Regions from separate parts of the Homo sapiens genome. Here regions 1 and 2 are each linked to region 3. Evidence: chromatin contacts called from ENCODE Hi-C or POLR2A ChIA-PET data. All regions are on one chromosome and are shown on one strand. Each heading gives the region's core, a stretch centred on a gene start or an enhancer-like site at or near the end of the contact. The rest is flanking DNA. Distances are from core to core; before and after follow the strand shown. Region 1 holds the start of ZMYM6 (zinc finger MYM-type containing 6). Region 2 holds the start of KIAA0319L (KIAA0319 like). Region 3 overlaps ZMYM4 (zinc finger MYM-type containing 4).

Region 1 (2,899 bases), core at 332-2,831, 270 kb after region 3:
CTCATCCTCATTAATAATCTGGGAAATGCAAATTAAAACCACAGTGAGATACCACTATGCCCCCATCAGAATGGTTATAATTAAAAAGATATGCAGCAGTAATTATTGGCAAGGATGTTGGGAAACTGAAACTCTCATACATGGCTGAAGGGAGTATAAACTGAAACCACCATTTTCTAAAATTGCCTGAGATTATCTACCTAAATTTTACATATACATAACAAGCAATTTCACTTTTAGGTATGAACCCAACAGAAATGTGTGCATATGTATCACTGTTAAATAAAACTTGTAGGCCATTGTTTCGGGCTAAGCTCCTGCAGTAGGTCTCAATGAACCAGACTAAAAATCAAAATGGAGTCACTCACACTGAGGTTCCATGTCATCAAATGGAAACTACGTTGTTATTTGAAGTTCTGAAAAGTCAGGAAAAAGAGATAATAAGAGTCTAATTTCCCCTGAGTGCCAGTTTCAATTAGCATAATAATGAAATTTCTTCTGCTTTAATCGTTACCAAAAAAAGATAAACTGAAGTTACCTGATGTTAACCAATCAGTTATTTCTCTATTGTTTTGTTTCTTGGTTCTGCTTTACAAGGAAATTAACTTATTTATTTATTTTTTGGAAAGTTACTTTGAAATGAACCAATCTGTTTTTTGTTCTTTACTTCTGCTTTCTCCAGCCCTTCTCTGTCTATAAAACCTACCTCTTCTGCTCAGCTCATTGGAACACTTGTTCTATTTTATGGAATGAAGTGCTGCCAGATTCTAGAATCACAAATAAAGCTAATTGAGATATTTAAATTAAATTTGTTGTAATTTTGTCTTTTAACATCACCAATGACAAGAATGTTCACAGAAGCATTATTCCTAATAGCCACAAATTGGAAACAACTCAAATGTCCATCAGTAGTAGATGATTAAAATTGTATCATATTCATAAAATAGAATACTATACAGCAGTCAAAATGAATGAACAGTCACAAATCATACACGTATCTGTGAAACAATGTTGAATTAAAAAAACCAAATCTCAATTTTGAGCAAGTTTTTTCATTTATATCTCAAGAGATTAAAAAATTATACCTCTTAGGGTTAAATGGTGAGGATTAAGTGGGATGGTGCATGTGAAGTGCTCAGCAAGCCAAGTATTATTTAATATCATGCTCTCTCAGTAGGCCACCTTTCAGGAAATGGGCACTAAAGGATGCTACAGATTAGCTAGGTGTGGTGGCACGTGCCTGTAAGCCCAGCTACTCGGGAGGCTGAGGCAGGAGAATCGCTTCAACCCAGGAGGCGGAGGTTGCAGTTAGCCGAGATTGTGCCACTGCACCCCAGCCTGGGCAACACAGTGATACTCTGTCTCCAAAAAAAAAAAAAAAAAAAAAAAAAAAAAAAAAAAAAAAAAAGAATGCTATAGAGCACTTACAGCGCCTTCTAACGCCATCTCCACCTTTTCACTATTGAGCCTCGGTCTCTTTAAGAAGTGAACCATAATTGAGGAAAGAGGAATGCTGGGAAGTTCTACTCAGCTCAGGTCCGGAGCCTGACGGGAAAAGAGGGCGGAGACCAAGGCTGCGCAGGCGTGGTTGGCCGGTCGTTGCGTTGGGATGGATCAGGCGGAATTCCAGAAGAGAAAATAATCCCTGTCTAGATGCAGAGGACTTGGTTCCTATTCCAGTGCTCCTCCGGTAGCAGGGAGGCGACAGAAGGTGGGTGCGGCCGCAGTGGTAGTGGGCGGGACGGCGGGGCGGAGGCCACACCACGTGACGAGGCGTTGCGGCGGGGGCGGTGCCAGGTGGGCTACGCGGCTGGGGCGGCTGCGGATATCGCCTTAGGGACGCGTTGACATTCACTGGCTAGTCCACCGCTCTCAGTCGGAGACCACATTGCCTCGTTAGTCCTCAATGATGGGAGTGGGAATTCTTGGTGGGAAGGAGAATTTCGGAAAGCGTGCGGTTCTCAGAGGAGGGATGAGCGCCCGTAGATATTTTGTGGCGAGTGCGCAAAAGTTCTCATTTCTTCTTTGGAACAGGCTTTTCAACCAGTTGTCCGTTTCCATCCCGGACTATTCGGATAAAGACAACTTTGAAGAGCTTTTTGTTTTAGGTTTAATTCGTCCCGTTTAGTTCTTTGACTTTTAGGGGAAGGGAATTTACTGAATGGCCAATTGAGTTTCTTTTCTACAGGAAGGCGATTGTGAAGCGGGGCTCTGAGGGGCTTGATGCCCCCCACCCCTCACACGGAGACCTTGAAAGAGGCAGGTGACTCACTTTCAGTAAGGGCGTTCCTGTTGTTCGCCTGCGATGGATGGCATCTTGAGCTCACATCTAGCGTTAGGCCGAGAAATGGGGCCCTTAGGGAGGCTTCCAGTGAAGGTTGAGTTATAGGTCAGGGCCGGGAGGTTGTTGTGCCCCTCTTTGAGAAATAAAAGCCGACGTGGGCCTCTAAGTACTGATTCTTATGGGGTCAGAAACTATTTCTTGAGTCCGTTCTTCTCAGAGTTTATTACTTCCTCCCACGTCTTGGTCTGCTGGTCTAATTCCCTTCAATAACCTTCAACATAGGAAAAAACCAGAGTGTGTTGTGTGTCTTTAAAGATATTAGAGAAGTGGGAGCTGTTGCCCCAAAACTGTTTTCTTATGTAGCTACTGAAGGAACAGAAAGCAGGAAGAAAGAAAAAAGTTAGTTGTGGCCCCAGAAGAGTTGTTTTTCAAATGCCGAGCCGTGAAGCCTCATGCACTCAACACAAAGTTTTTCTTTCATATAGATAAGCCTGAAGAAAAAAGAATAAGCCTGAGTATGTATTTTAGGTGTCCAACTATCCATTACCAAGAAGAAATCTATTCGTTTGAGCCTGAGACACTCTTTGAGGTAAAAAATTAGAATGAAAGAACCTT
Region 2 (2,700 bases), core at 32-2,531, 260 kb before region 3:
GGGTGAAGTTCGATTATCCGGACTCAGGCTGACATGGGAGAAAAGGACACCCCAGGCTTCCTTTCCCCTCCCTTCTTCAGAGGCAGAGATACGCTTCAGAAGTGAGAATACAAGACGCTCAACAGGGAAGGCTTGGAGGCCCCTTTGGGGACCCCACCCCTCCAGCCAGGGCTCTCAGTCGCCCCCGCAGGCTCCTTGCCTCCTCTCCTTTCCCTCCCTCGGGTAGAGGCTGCAGCAGCAGCAGCAGCGGCGGCGGCAGCAGCAGAATTAACCCCTTGCGCTCCCTCTTCTCGCCCTCCCCGTCCCGCTACCAGCCTGTGGATGCCGGCAGGGGCTGGAGAAGCAAGAGGGGGTCCCGGATAGTTCCCAGGACAACGGAGAATCCAAAAGCCGGATAATCGAAGCAGGGCTGCTGAGATGGGGAGATGAGAAGGGGAGGAGGGTTCCTGGCGGTCACCACCTGTCCCGCCGCAGCCAGGTCACAACACGACATTGATGAAGTCACGACAGGGCGGCGATGAGATCACACTTCACGATGGCGCGGTGATGTCACGGAGAGATCACGTCAAAATCACGACATGGGAGACAGCCCCCAAAGATGACAGGGCAAATTAAAAAAAAAAAAGATATATATTGAAAAGGGCTGTGACAAAATGGAGTCTCGACAGGGCACGATGGTGTCGCGATATGGCGCGATGGAGTCGCGATAGGGTCCCCGGGGTGTGTCGGCATCGATCAGCGCCGGCTCGGAGAGGCCCCGGCTGGGATGCAGGGGAGGGCCCGAAGGGGGCTGAGCTCACCAGGCTGCGGCCCCGAGCGGCGAAGTCTTCTCCCAGCGCGATGCTCCGGGAGCCTCGGGCCGCTGCTCACGCCGCGTTGCCCACTCCTGGCTCCAGGCTGCTGCAGCTCCACCCCCACCCCCGCACCGCTCTTGACGAATCCGCGGCTGCTTCACTCCGGGCTCTGGCCAATGGCAAGTCAGGGTGCTAAGCAGTAGGGGGTGCCGCCGTTGCCGCCATCTTGCTTGTGGGTATTGCCCGAGTCTGGGGGCTGGGGCTCGAGCGAAGGAGGCAAGGTGCAGACTGCCTCTGGAGAGCGGGCGGCGAGAGGCTGGGGGCCCAGATTCCTTCGCTTGTGCGTAGTTTTACCCGCCCAGCACTGCCCCTCCTCCCCCTTGGTCTCGCGGCCGGCATTGCCCTTCCCGGGGGAGGGGCGGGAGGGCTTGGTTAGCATGGAGAGTGTGTTTCCGGGTCGGTCCCGGGGAGGTGGGAGGAGGCGGTGTTTCCGGCCGCCGTCGCTGTCCAGGGAGGCTGAGGCGAGAGGTAGCTGTCCGGGTGGGGAGCCCGCACTACCTTCTTCCTCTTCCTCCTCCTCCTCCGGGTGAGGGGAGCGAAGGTTGGGGGTCCCCGAGCCCATGGACCAGGAGGAGGCGGAGGCCGCCGAGAGCCGGGGCCCCGCTATGTGGCCCTGAGCCCCGGTAGGTGGCCGGGGGCGGCTGGCTGCCAGGCCGAGGACCATGGGCTCAGGGGAGGGGCAAGCGGGACGGGCGATGTCAGCGGCTGCGCTGGCCGGATGTTGGGTCCGGAGGTGGCGCCCCTGGCTCGGCCAGGGCAGCCAGCTGCTTCTGTCCTTGCAGGTGCGCAGCTTGGGTCCCAGGCTGAACCCCGCTTCTCTCGGGCCTGGGCCTAGTCATGCAGCTCCCTCCATCCCCTGAGAGCCAGGCAGACAGCCGGGGTTCGGGGCGCTGCCGTCCTTCTTCCACCTTCGACCTCTGCAGCCTAGTCTTTAGTTGCTGTCTCTGATGTTTGGTCTCTCCACCGAGATAGAAAGTTGGTGCAGAATGAAGAGGGGATGGGGTTGAGCACGATGTGTCCATTATAATGTGAAACCTGCCTCATCCACGATTTTGAAAATTATGCCCCACAGAGGGTCCTGTAGTGGCTGCAGTGAGCACAAAGGTGAAATGAAGGAAGTCAAAATTGATAACCTCTGGCGGGATTCCAGGAACTCTTTGGCTTCTGGTCTCATAGTGGTTGTGTCCAACTGACAGTAGTTGCAGTTAGTGAAGAGCATTAGCTGACTCTCCTTGTGCTCTCTCCTGTGATTAACAGACTGAAAACTAGGAACAAATTGGAAAGACGACCTCCCAGAACAATCTGTTCATTTTTCCAGCTATTTGGAAAACAGTGTCTGCAAATATAAGCAAAGCTATTCATGGCAGTCTGTTCTGTAACTTTCCCAAATATCTGAGACTTTTTAAAAAAGAGCTTTATTCTCGATTACTCATACCAACTGAATAGATTGTTTCAGACGTGCTCCATCGTTGTTCAAACATATCTTATCGCTGTGTACATAAATGGAGTTCCACGTATGTAGTTGACAGACTGAACTGTGATACATCCCCCATCAACCTGAAGTATTAAGTAAACATTACCCCCTGCTCTGTCTGAACAGCTGCTGCAACAGAGAGTGCTTTTATTTTGGGTGTACTTGTAACGCCCTAAATGCCAGAACTATTGTGAGCTTCTCTAGATTTTCATTTGTCAAGTATTGTGGGGGTGTGTGTTCTCTCCCTGGGTTGTTACCCTTTGATTCAGTAACAAACTATTCGGATCTTGGTGATGTGTTGTTGTTCTTGCGTTTGGTCAGCAAGCCTTTAACTGGACCCTAGCAGTGATTTGTGCCCTTAGGCAATTATAG
Region 3 (2,709 bases), core at 58-2,557:
AATAGCCAGGCGTGGTGGCAGGCGCCTGTAGTCCCAGCTACTCTGTAGGCTGCGGCAGGAGAATGGCATGAACCCAGGGCACGGAGCTTGCAGTGAGCCGAGATGGCACCATTGCACTCCAGCCTGGGCAACAGAGCAAGACTCTGTCTCATAAAAAAAAAAAAAGAAAAGAAAGAAAGAAAGAATCTCTGTTGGTTGCTTTCTGCAACCAATCAGATGTTTGCATAAGAGTGTAACTTTGTAACTTCACTTTAGCCTTTGATTGGTTGCTTTCTGCAACTTACCAGGCAACTATTCAGACTGATTCCTGGCTAAGTCTTTGTTTGCACAGAAGTATAACTTTGTAACTTCACTTTAGCCTTTGATTGGTTGCTTTCCACAACCAGAGGTTTGCATAGGGTATAACTTTTGTAACTTAACTTCAGCCTCTCATTGGGGGCCACTACTTCATTTACAAAGGGTGTACACCAAGTAACCAATGGGAAACCTCTAAAGAGGATTTAAACCCCAGAAAATTCTGTAATGGCACCCTTGAGCCCCTATGCTCCAACCAGCTCCCACACTGTGAAGTTTACTTTCATTGTCAATAATCTCTGCTTTTTTTTTGCTTCATTCTTTTCCCGCTTTGTTTGTGTGTTTTGTCCAATTCTTTGTTCAAGACGCCAAGAACCTGAACACCTTCCATTGGTAACAATGCAATCCAGAAGGTATAGGAGCAACATCTTTAAAGTACTGAAAGTAAAGGAAAATGTCAATCTAGAATTCAAAATCCTGCAAAAATATCTCTCAAAACTACACCAGGTGTGGTGGTGCATACCTGTAATCCCAGCTACTCAAGAGACTGGGGCAGGAGGATCACCTGAGCTCAAGAATTTGAGTTCAGCCTGGGCCACATGGCAAGACTCTGTTTCTTAAAAAAAAAAAAAAAAAACTTTCAAAACTGAAGGCAAAATAAATACTTGTTCAGAAACAGAGAATTCATCACTACCAGACCAGTCTACAAGAGGTATTAAAGGAAAGTCCCTCAGCAGAAGGAAAATGACACCATATGAAAACAAGCATCTACCCTAAGTAAAGAGTATGGCAATGTAACTATGTGGGTTCTCACCAGTTACAAATGGATTGCCTCTCAACTCCAAACCCACTCTTCTCTGCCCTGCTTTACATAATGGAGATGGACCCTGCAAAACTTTCTCCTTTGCCAGCTGGCACAATGTTAACCTTTGTCAGTAGATGGCACTGGAGGAATACTCTAGAAGGAAGGGGCTTCTCTTCCTGTTAACACTGTTCTCTAGCCGGCTTGCTCCAGTGGAGGTGTTGTGCAGGACTCCAAATGGCCCTCCCAGAGACCAACTCCCCAGCAAGTCTCAGTGACACAGGCACACACGCATGAGTAGTTTCCTGACAAGTTTTGTCAGCACTCCAGAAAGCACCTACCCTGCAAGTTTCAGCAGCACCCCTATGGGAGACAGACTTCCCAGAGAATTTTGCCAGTGTCCCAGCCTATCTTCTTAGCCAGATTCAGCAAGGGGCTTCCTAGTGACTTTTTTTTGAGACACAGTATCCTCTGTTGCCCAGGCTGGAGTGCAGTGGTACAAACACAGTGAGTGCACTGCAGCCTTGATCTCCTGGCCTCAAGCAATCCTTCCACCTCAGCCTCTCAAGTAGCTGGGACCATAGGTGCACACCAGTATGTCCAGCTAATATTTTTATTTTTCGTAGAGATGAGGGACTCACCATCCTACTGACTTTTATTGGCACCCCAGGGGGGCATTTTTTAATTGCCAGCAAAAGCCTGCCCCACCTCAGATGTTTCCAGCATCCAGTGGACCACACCTTCTCCAACAAGATCTGAATCTCAGCCTTGAAGCTGGTGGGCTGGCCATCATCCAGATTTATTCCATCCTTGTTAACTTTGCCTCAGACCTAGAGGCAGTGGCCGCTCCCTCTACTGTTATTCTGTATCTTTAGCATTCTCTTTAAGCCTTAGAGTTAATTCCCCATTAATGGTAAATAATTCTTTATGTTAAACTTTCCATATTCAAATTACTGTGTGGTTTCTGTCCTCTGATACAGGACTGGTAGTGGCAGTGGTCATAGGAGACAGGCACACAAAAATGGGATTCAGAATTGCTTTTCGTTGTGTCCTTAGGCTTGAGTATAGGGCTCAAGCAGGAACTAGTTTGGTAATAATCCCACATATGCAGGGGCATCACAGTTAATCAGGCTATCACCTGTGGTTGGTGATGATGAAATGCCAACTAAAGCAAGTACCTTGGGAACCCAAATGGCTGTTGCACTTAACTAGTAAAGCAGTAATGATGGCTACAAAGTCTGTTATGTGAGATGAATTCTCTAAGTGCTCTTCTGCATTTCTGATGAAAATAACAAGTTCAGGTCCGTTAAGTCAGCTCAAGTCACAGTCAGAGAAAGAGAGACCTTTCAAGATAACCTTAAAAATATATATACATTTTTTTTTTTTTTGTGACAAGCACCCAGGCTGGAGTGCAGTGGCGTGACCTCGGCTCACTGCAACCTCAGCTCACAGCAACCTCTGCCTCCCAGGCTCAAACCATCCTCCCATCTCACCCTCAGGTGTAAGCCAAAATGCCTGGCTCATTTTTGTATTAATAATCTTAATTCTTATATAACCACAGGTTGATATTGCTGAAAATCAAATGCAAAATTTAATTGTGCAAACTGAATTAC

The links. Hi-C counts contacts between places; a loop is a spot of excess contacts on that map. ChIA-PET counts read pairs that join two places held with the same protein, here RNA polymerase II (POLR2A). Pooled maps may share reads with other maps.
Region 1: a loop to region 3 is called in a map of heart left ventricle, with 2.8 times the contacts of the local background. The contact joins the promoter of ZMYM6 here to the enhancer-like site in region 3. A Hi-C loop is called at or near these places in 2 of 168 maps with a recorded cell type or tissue (heart left ventricle and naive thymus-derived CD4-positive, alpha-beta T cell), 5 of 37 single-sample maps with no recorded cell type and 14 of 50 pooled maps. POLR2A ChIA-PET finds 5 or more read pairs at or near these places in 4 of 52 experiments (A549, K562, PC-9 and 1 more).
Region 2: a loop to region 3 is called in a pooled map, with 2.2 times the contacts of the local background. The contact joins the promoter of KIAA0319L here to the enhancer-like site in region 3. A Hi-C loop is called at or near these places in 1 of 168 maps with a recorded cell type or tissue (endothelial cell of umbilical vein) and 8 of 50 pooled maps.

The regions. Positions count from the first base shown.
Region 1 is chr1:35,030,627-35,033,525 of GRCh38, reverse strand. It overlaps ZMYM6 (zinc finger MYM-type containing 6), which reads left to right and starts at 1,581. Exons shown (of 16, transcript NM_007167.4): 1 at 1,581-1,711; 2 at 2,813-2,899. The coding sequence starts at 2,887. LOC124903990 (a long non-coding RNA gene) reads right to left here and starts at 806. Exons shown (of 2, transcript XR_007065739.1): 1 at 369-806. RefSeq lists enhancers at 1,392-1,571, 1,228-1,752, 1,753-2,279 and a silencer at 1,742-1,861.
Region 2 is chr1:35,555,984-35,558,683 of GRCh38, reverse strand. It overlaps KIAA0319L (KIAA0319 like), which reads left to right and starts at 1,281. Exons shown (of 21, transcript NM_024874.5): 1 at 1,281-1,477. It overlaps NCDN (neurochondrin), which reads right to left and starts at 885. Exons shown (of 7, transcript NM_014284.3): 1 at 461-885. The coding sequence starts at 493. RefSeq lists silencers at 57-266, 1,338-1,477, 1,488-1,587 and enhancers at 1,048-1,107, 397-1,123, 1,124-1,851, 2,652-2,700.
Region 3 is chr1:35,297,254-35,299,962 of GRCh38, reverse strand. All of the region lies in intron 1 of ZMYM4 (zinc finger MYM-type containing 4), which reads right to left. Among named protein-coding and RNA genes, the nearest start is that of ZMYM4, 30 kb to the right of the region's middle. Within about 2 kb of position 1,307, at least 2 of the 41 ENCODE cell types and tissues checked have a DNase peak (open chromatin) inside an H3K27ac peak, as active enhancers do.